Regions from separate parts of the Homo sapiens genome. Here region 2 is linked to region 1. Evidence: read pairs that join two places in POLR2A ChIA-PET (ENCODE). Cell type or tissue: A673. All regions are shown on one strand. Each heading gives the region's core, and the rest is flanking DNA. Links, peaks and the distances in the headings are about the cores only.

What was found. ChIA-PET counts read pairs that join two places held together with the same protein. Peaks named below come from ENCODE experiments on the same cell type or tissue, not always from the same donor. Only the 100,000 strongest peaks of a DNase experiment are listed, where the experiment ranks them.
Region 2: POLR2A ChIA-PET joins it to region 1 with 16 read pairs; 6 of 35 experiments call an interaction of 5 or more read pairs at or near these places.

Annotation. Positions count from the first base shown.
Region 1 is chr6:36,597,818-36,601,817 of GRCh38, reverse strand. It overlaps SRSF3 (serine and arginine rich splicing factor 3), which reads right to left. Exons shown (of 6, transcript NM_003017.5): 3 at 2,835-2,969; 4 at 628-666; 5 at 24-110. Among named protein-coding and RNA genes, the nearest start is that of SRSF3, 5.5 kb to the right of the region's middle. RefSeq lists enhancers at 1,369-1,868, 1,869-2,370. In A673, for the core only: no CTCF peak of the experiment used is centred there; a DNase peak (open chromatin) is centred at 1,887; H3K4me3 peaks cover 3,005 bases.
Region 2 is chr6:36,970,592-36,975,603 of GRCh38, reverse strand. MTCH1 (mitochondrial carrier 1) reads left to right here. Exons shown (of 12, transcript NM_001271641.2): 8 at 2,808-2,952; 9 at 4,910-4,957. Among named protein-coding and RNA genes, the nearest start is that of MTCH1, 13 kb to the left of the region's middle. In A673, for the core only: no CTCF peak of the experiment used is centred there; no DNase peak of the experiment used is centred there.

The DNA of each region.
Region 1 (4,000 bases), core at 1-4,000:
ATACAAGTTATCAAAGATCTTACCTACGAGACCTAGAGAAGGATCGGGACGGCTTGTGATTTCTCTCCCGAGACAGCGATCTCTCTCTTCTCCTATCTCTAGAAAGGGACCTAAACAAGCAAAAAAACATTAGGACCAATGAGGTATGATAAAATTATACATAAATATTTTCTTGATCTGGCATGGTGACTCATGCCAATAATTCCAATATTTTGGGAGGCAGAGGCAGGAGGCTCACTTGAAGCCAAGAGTTTGAGAACAGATTGGACAACAAAGTGAGATCCCATCTCCACAAAAAATAAATTAGCCAGGTATGGCAGTACTTGCCTGTAGTCCAAGCTACTCAGGAGGCTGAAGAGGGAGGATCACTCCAAGGCCAGGAGTTAAAGGCTACAGTGAGCTATAATCACACCACTGCACTCCAGCCTGGGTGACAGATCCTTTTTTAAAAAATTAAATACTTTCTAAAAAGCCTTTGAAAACTCAAAGAAAGCTGACTCATCCTTACAACTTGATTCACTATTAAAGCCAAGGTTTATTCCCATTAACTAAGCCACCTGGAAAAGTTTAGGAATAGCAGAAACACTGCCATTTCTAAGAACGTAGCCAAAAAAGGTAGTCATTTACCTGCTCCGGCTGCGAGAGAAGCTTCTCCTTCTTGGAGATCTAAAAGCAGAAACAGGAAAATTAGGCTCATCATCAATTAGTATTTATGGCGTGAGGCATTTCCCAACTTTTCAATCTCACTGTTGGGCCCAGTGAATGTGCCGAAGAACTGGCACCCATCGTCCAAAAAAAAAAAAAAAAAAAAAAAAAGAAAAAAAAGAAAAGAAAAAAAAGGCACAGAAGGATTAAGAAACAAAAAGCTCAAGTGAAAAGCAGGTATTCCAACCATGGATTCACTTTAACAAAGAATGCTTCACAGCAGATCTGTCCAATGCAAAACTTCATGTCAAACTAACTTCACTACCCAAACACCACACCAAAATATAGTCCCACAAGTAGTTCCAAAAACAGTACCATAAACCAGTATTTGGAACCCATGCAAACCTGTAAGTCCATGACAAGACTTAGGTACCAGGTGGATAGTGTAATTTTGTGAAAACGCGGTAGGTGTAAATATTGATGCCATTAAGTGCTACATTAGAACTGCATTTGTGATCGTCACATTTAAGAGTGTGTTTAGGCTTACCAAAATTACCTTAGCTTGGCCCACACTTCAACCCCAAAATTTTAAATTTTGAAACTGTTAGTAAAACCATTTAAAGGTGATAGGATTCAACAAATTTTTGCCAGAAAAGCTAATCTGTTAGAGATATTAAAATTTTTAGTTTGGCATCTTGCACATGCAAATAAGTTTCACTTGAAGGCCTAGTTACATTACGAGTTCCCTATCACCCTTAAAAGTTTTTCAAGCAATATATATGTACGTTACCATTCAATTATGCACAGCCAGCCTTTGATCCAGAAAAAAGAATTACTTTAAGCCGCTTACTCCTTATTTTAACCAGCAGTAAACTGTATAAGCAGGAAAAACTTACTAGTTTTGGGTTTCAACAAGCTAGAAATGGTGAGGTGAGGCTGCCGGACTGACGGCCAGGAAGAATTTGCTGAAAAGGTTTTGCCAGATGTTGCGTTGGATTTAGTTGGTTGGCGAAGGGGGTGTTGTGGATTTTTCCTGCTTTTTTGTTAGCCGAAGGCTGCTGCTGTAGTTGTTGTGAAGACATTTGGTAAATAAACAGCTGAGCTGATTGGCCAGGAATGTGTGGGCGGTCGAGGTGGCTGCTGCCGATTTGGTTAAGGTTGGAGAGAAGGCTGAGAGAAAACAGCATGCTCGGGAACCAAAGGGCGGTGCAACCTGACGACTGGCCAGCCTGGGTCATGTGAAACGACACCAGCCAAGCTGAATGGGGCGCGCTGGTCACATGACGCTGAAAGGGCTAGTTGACTGGCTAATGCAGATTCAGAGGGTGGTGAGAAGAGACATGATGGTGACTCTGTAACGGGGTTCATTTTTATTAATAGATGGACCAAAAAGCACAAAAAAAATGAAAAACAAGCCATCAGTACAACCATCTATTAGCTAACAAATACTCTTTATTATGATGGGCAACAGTGTGCTGTTGTTTTTCAAAATAGCAAAAGGGGCAAGATTTTGAACTCCTGTCTCCTAGAAGGACTCCACTCACCTGTAAGAGGTAAATTTAGTCCTATAGAAACTATTTTGGAGGTCTGAGGAGATGTGGAGTTAGCACCCAGACAATACTGCCTGGTCCAAGAATGATGCCATTTTCAATTATAAAAAAACTGAATTTTCTCCTATTTGGGATTGAAGAACAGATGACTGGGATTACTTCTTTTTTAGCCCCCTTTATTGGTCAGTGACTTAAGTTAGTCTCAGAATGATTTCTACTTTACCAGTTGTAACATTAAAACAGCTGCCTGTTTGATAAATATTACAATTGTGCTAATAGTAGAAAACACAAATTTGTGAAGAGCTAGAGTTGAATGTAATGTTTGTCATTATGGAGCCAAGAAATGGAAAAAGGCCTAAACTGAAGTATAAGGGAAGATTTGGAAAGATGCAACTAGAAAGATGAACTAGAAGACAGATCCAAGATAGAAGTTACTGACTACCAACATGAACAGTGACCTAAAGACAAAAGCCAACACTCAGCACAACTCACATACCCCAAATTACACCCAACAAATGTTTCACAGAAACCTCCGATTCTTCCAAAGTTTAAAACCCACCAACAAACTTAAGAGAAATACCTGCTCCTACTAGCTACTCCATTACACCAATACCTCTTAACAAGCTTTCTCTCAAGTACCTGCGACGAGGTGGAGGACTCCTCCTACGATAATCATCTCGAGGGCGACGACCCCAAGAGGGAGGTGGGCCACGATTTCTACTTCTTTTTTCACCATTCGACAGTTCCACTCTTACACGGCAGCCACATAGTGTTCTGAGGGGGCAAAGATATTAAACTTAAAACAGCCTGACTTTCTGACATGCGTATTAAAGCCAAAAGTACTCTCAGTTGGCTATTCTGCAAAGAACACACCTAAGTGTCTGTGCAATTTAACATCAAATTTCTAGCTCCCTTATTTTTACTAATATAAAATGAGCTTTGGCCAGGCACGGTGGTACACGCCTGTAATCCCAACACTTTATGAGGCCGAGGCAGGCGGATCACAAGGTCAAGAGTTCGACACTATCTTGGCCAACGTGGTGAAACCCTCGCTCTACTAAAAATACAAAAAATAGCCAGGTGTGGTGGTACATGCCTGTAATCCCAGCTACTCAGGCGGCTGAGGCAGGAGAATCACTTGAACCCAGTAGGCAGAGGTTACAACGAGCCAAGATCACACCATTGCACTCCAGCCTGGGGGACAGAGCAAGACTCTGTCTTGAAAAATAAAATAAGCTTGTTTCCCAGTTTCAAATTAAAATTTCAATTAATTTCAAATTAAACAAATAGGATTTTCTAAAGTACCAATTCACAAGGAAGTCAAATTCTATTTTATCACCTAATTGTTAGAGCCAGTCTGATTACTGAGCTCAATGTTAATTTGTTAACAGTTGCAATTTAAGTGTGAAGATCCATTTATCCTTGAAAAACAAGTTCTCCTGTATCTTCATTATGATTTCTTCCCTTGAAGTCCCTGCACTTATTTCAGTTATTTACCAGGCTGTATTTATTGGTCTCCCCCTGCCCCACTCCAAGTAAAAAATCAGTTCAAGACAAGACAGAACCATTTTGGCCATTTTACAGCACCCTCTCCCCTCAACAGTCAGCACAGAAGAAATTATAGCTGTGGCCAGGTGAGGTGGCTCATGCCTGTAATCCCAGCACTCAGAGAGGCTGAGGCAGGAGGATGGCTTGAGCCCAGGAGCTTGAGGCCAGCCTGGGCAACACAGACTGTCGTCTGTATTATTTTTTAAATAATAAATATACATTTTTTTAAAAAAAGAAATTATAGCTCACAGTAGTAA
Region 2 (5,012 bases), core at 1,013-5,012, 370 kb before region 1:
TGTGTCCTCAACCTCTCAGACCGCAGCTGCTGGCCTGGGACTTCACTACATGGCCCTGCCCTAGCCTGAGTGCTGCAGCCAGCTCTCCAGAGCTCCATAGCGTGTCCAAGCTGCTTAGCCCTTTTCAGGCCATGGCTCATGTAAAAGTGGAACTGTGTGTCTAGTACATGGGGGAGATGAACTGACCAGCCCCACTGGGCCTCATCCAGTTGTGGTGGGTGTGGGGCTGGTCTTCATGAGCTAAGTCACTGCATAGTCCTTGGCCTCACTGCTAAAACATGACTGAAAATCTGACTTGGACTGAGGGTGGAGCTCTGGAAGCTCACAGGCTGACCACAGCCAGTGGATTCTGTTTGACATTGCTTTTCTGACAAATTAGTTGTTGCCGTTAACATTTAAGATATGTTGCACAAAAATCCACATGTCTGGCATCTCTTGAAAAGCCAGAAAATCTTGTCCTGCTGAGCGGTTCTTTCTGTAGAGCATCCATCGGCCAGGACCCAGGACCTGCTTCTTTGGCAGGGCACATGGTCTCCGAGGGCCGCAGACACCCTGTACTTCGTCACGTCACATCCAGTGTACTTCACCTCTAAAGAAAGCACATACTGAAAAGACTAAGTTCAGAAAGAATAAGGTGCAGACAGAAGCCAGGCTTGATGAGTTGTATTTTGATTTGCCGTTTTAAGGTCTAGGCAGTGACATACATGCTGATAAGTATGTCACAAACGTGGTAGACACATGGTATACAACAGTATCCGCTGTACTAGATACAGGGCTCCATATTATTCATAAGAAGTCTTTATATCATGGTTTTCCGGTTTGTGAGATGTTTTTTATTTATGGCCCCTTGTTTAACCAATTAGTGACTACTTGTAGGTGCATGTGTGTGTATATGATATAGAAATATATATACGGTTCTCAGCAGGAGGTGATTTTGCTCCCCGGGGAACATCGGCAGTGTCCGGAGACATCTTGTGGTTGTCACAACTGGCATCTAGTGGGTAGAGGCCAGAGACGCTGCTAAACATCCTACAGTACACAGGACAGCCCCGCAACAAAGACTTATTCAGTCAGGTGTCGTTGCTTGCATCTGTGATCCCAGTTAGTTGGGATTAGTCTCAGTGGTTTCTGCAGCTGTCAGGAGACCAAGGCGGGAGGATTACTTGAGGCCAGGAGTTCAAGACCAGCCTGAGCAACATAGTGAGACTTCTGTCTCTACAAAAATGTTTTTAAAAATTAGTTGGCCGTGGCGGCATGCACCTGTAGTCCTAGCTACCCGGGAGGCTGAGGTGGGAGGATGGCTTGAGCCCAGGAGTTGGAGACTGCAGTGAGCTATGATTGCACCACTGCACTCCAGCCTGGGTGATAGAGTGAGACCCTGTCTCTTGGGGAAAAAAAAAATTATTCAGCCCAAAATGTCAATAGTGCCAAGGTTGAGAAACTCTGATTTATATTCACACACACACATATATGTATGTGTAAGTATTTATACATACATATATTTGCACATGTACCTGGTAACAAACCAACATTTGTGACATACCTATCAGCATGTATGTCACCGCCTAGACCTTAAAACAGCAAGTCAAAAAACAACTCATCAAGCCTGGCTTCTGGGTTCTGTCTGTGCTTTATTCTTTCTGAACATAGTCTTTTCAGTATGTGCTTTCTTTAGAGGTGAAGTAAGTTGGATGTGAGGTGACAAAGTGCAGGGCATCTGTGGCCCTCAGGGACCATGTGCCCTGCCAAAGGGGCAGCCCCGGGACCCCAGCCAATGGCTGCTCTACAGAAACAGCCACCCATCTTGAAACACTGCACATGACCACCTCTGGCATTTTTCACACTGCGTAGTTCTCTTCTGGTGTTTGAATAGGATTCCCGCACAACAGATGCCTACTCTTTGGGTTCTTTCTCCCCATGTGATTTTGGAACAGGTGATACTCATACATGTTACAGTGCATAGAAAGCACCAAAGGGTATAGCACAAAGTCAATCTGAGCACAGGCAGGGACGACAAGATTAGAAATTGCATTCACAGAGGTTCCTTTTATTAATACTCTTCATAGATGTATTACATATATTCTTTTGAGTTTTTCAAATATAAGATTTTTTTTTTTAATTCAAAAACAAAAATTCTGCTTCTCCTCCCAGGAGACAGCCATCCTTCTCCTGGCGAGCCTCCCAGGGCACTCTGTACCTAAACAAGCAAACACATTGTAAAAAACACAAGAGGCACATGGGACTCACTGACCTCAAACTGGCCTTTTGCCCTCAGCACTGCATCTTGGGGAACCTTCCTTAGCAGTTTATAGAGCTGTTTATCCTAAAGGCCATCACTTAAAAAGTTAGCCCTCCTTGTAAATGCTTGCATAGAATCTTTTTGATAGAATATTTTCAGGGGCAAAGAGAACAGATGCATTGAGCAGTGTGTCTTCTGAGAGTTGGTTAGGTAAAGAGGCCAGGAGAAAATTACCAACACGTCGGCACTCTTATTATCTGCATTTGGAAATTCCAAATTTGGCAGTATTCACATCTTGATCCCTGGCTTCTGTGGTTTGAAAACTGCTTGAGACTATTAGCTAATTTATGGCATCCAAAGCGGCATAGAACACCTCCCCATGGGAAAAGGAGCACTATCTTCCCAGTGTGCATAGCTGCTGGACCCTGCAGGCCTCCTTTCTAAGGCTGTGCCATTGGATATGCTAAGATTTTGAGCTCGGAACATCCCTGCCTGCTTCCTGGGTGTGGAGCCCCCAGGAACTGCTCCTCTCCCTCTCCTGCTCATCTCTGCTTACCTTGTTTTTTAGTGGATTAATCCCTCACCTCCTGGGCGATGTGGTTTTCTTGTGGGGCTGTAACCTGCTGGCCCACTTCATCAATGCCTACCTGGTGGATGACAGCGTGAGTGACACCCCAGGGGGGCTGGGAAACGACCAGAATCCAGGTTCCCAGGTTGGTTGGAACAAGGACTTGTCCTTCTTTCCGTGTGCTGCTGATGCCCAGGGTCTGGGACAAACTCAAGGATTCTGGGATTCTCAGCATCAGGCCGGGAGGGTGAGAGAGGACCTCTCATTATCCCTGGAGTCATCTTTGTCTAAGGGGAGAACGGCCTCAAGAGGCGAGATTCCAGATTAGTACCCAGACCTGGGAGGAATTAATGGAATGCTTGTCCCTGGGCGCCTTAGAAACAGACCCCAGCTTATCTAAGGCTGCTCCGAGGCAGTGACCCAACTAGGGCTCAGGAAGTCAGAAGATAGACCAGCTAATAGTGATCACCTCTTGACCTTTGTGTCACGTCTTTTGCTTTTTAAAACCCTTTTGTGAACGTTATGGCCTTTGATCTGACGGCATCCTAGTTGTGAAGGGAACAGGGCAGGTATAATGTTCGTTTACCAATACAGAAATCGAGACCCAGAGATCACAAATTCTGGAGAGGCTCTGGGCTCTCCAGAGTCACTCAGCTGGAACTGACAGGGCTGGAATTAGATCCCTGGCCAGGCCAAGGGTGCATTCCTCTGAGTTTTTTCAGATCTGCTAGGAAGTGTACAGTCCGATACACCCTCCTATTTTGTTAGCTGTGGTCTACACAGCCTAGTATACATAGACCTTTCAGCAGGTCGGGTCAGGCATAGGAAGGCCTGGTCCTTCTACACAGCACTTGTTGAGGAAGGCCATCCAGGTACCTGAGGGGTTGACTGGTTCTGCCTGAACCAAGATAAGAGGTAGGGAGCAGCGATGGCTGGGAATTGCAGTGTCCAGACATTCTCACAGTGGGGATCACCTTCAAGAAGGATGGCATTCCTTCTTGAAGTGGCTTTCCCTCCCAGGAGGCTAGGAGGGCCTGGGGACGTGTCTGCCAGAATCACCTGGGTGGGAAGGGGGTCATGTTCAGCATGTGTGTGTGTGTGGTACATGTCTGTTCTGTGTGGTGAGGAGTGCCCCATCCCAGATGGGAGCCTCTGCTTGCAGGGAGACTGGCCACTTGACCTGGGCAGGTGAGTCTTCACTGGCCTTTCGATGTAAGCAAATTAAAGTGGCTCCATAGAGACCCACCCCATCTGCAATCACAGTGGTACATTCCTGCAGTTCTGCCCCTTCTCGGGGGGCCTTGTGGGTGGGTAAGCTGCTGCTGTCACATACAGAGCAAGGGTGGCCAGGAGTGCACCGCTAAGTGGTTTCTCATCTAGGTGGGCAGCTGTCTGACCAGAGGCTGCCGTGCTTACATCAGCAACAACAGCAGTCAACAGATTTGTCTAAAGTGTTTTTCGAGTGCTTTTCTGTATGTGGCTTAAAGGCCGAGGTGAGGCTGCCGGGCTGTCAAAGCCACTCAAGCAGACATCTGAGCAAATCTCTGACCAAGAACCCAGGCCATCGATCTGGTGGGATGGCCGCTCCACAGGAAGCTGAGGGTGGGGGAGTCACCTTTCCTCACTAGGAGCTGTTTGCTTCAGCAAAGCAGGATTTGAGGAGTTGGGGTCTGAAGGGGGAAAAGCTTGCTGAGGTGGAGGTGGCGATAAGCCTGGACTTGCCCTCACCTCACCCCACAGGCCAGGATTCGTCTTTGGGTTTCAGGGTGCATGTCTGTCTTAGCACTGACTGCGTGCCAAGCCCTGGATGTTGATCAGGCAGACACGGGCTCAGCCCTTGAGGCTCACAGTCCGGTGGGTTGCACAGGCAGCGGCAGCTGATCCCTCTTACCGGGTCTCCTTCTCGGGACTCCCTTCAGTCCACTTACCCCGTTTCTGCCCCCCAGGCCTTCTCTGGGCAGTGACTGTGAGGGCTGACAGGAAAGGCATGTGCAGCGTGCTTGTGAGGAGCTCAGCACAGAGGGTGGGGTGAGGGCATGTGTTGCTGAAGTCTGCATCCTGAGGTGCCTGTGGCAAACCACTCTTCCCTTCTGTCTCCTCAGTTCAGCCAGGCCCTGGCCATCCGGAGCTATACCAAGTTCGTGATGGGGGTAAGTTGTGCCAGCTGTCCTTCCTTCCCACTGCCTTGCGGACCCAAGCGGGGCC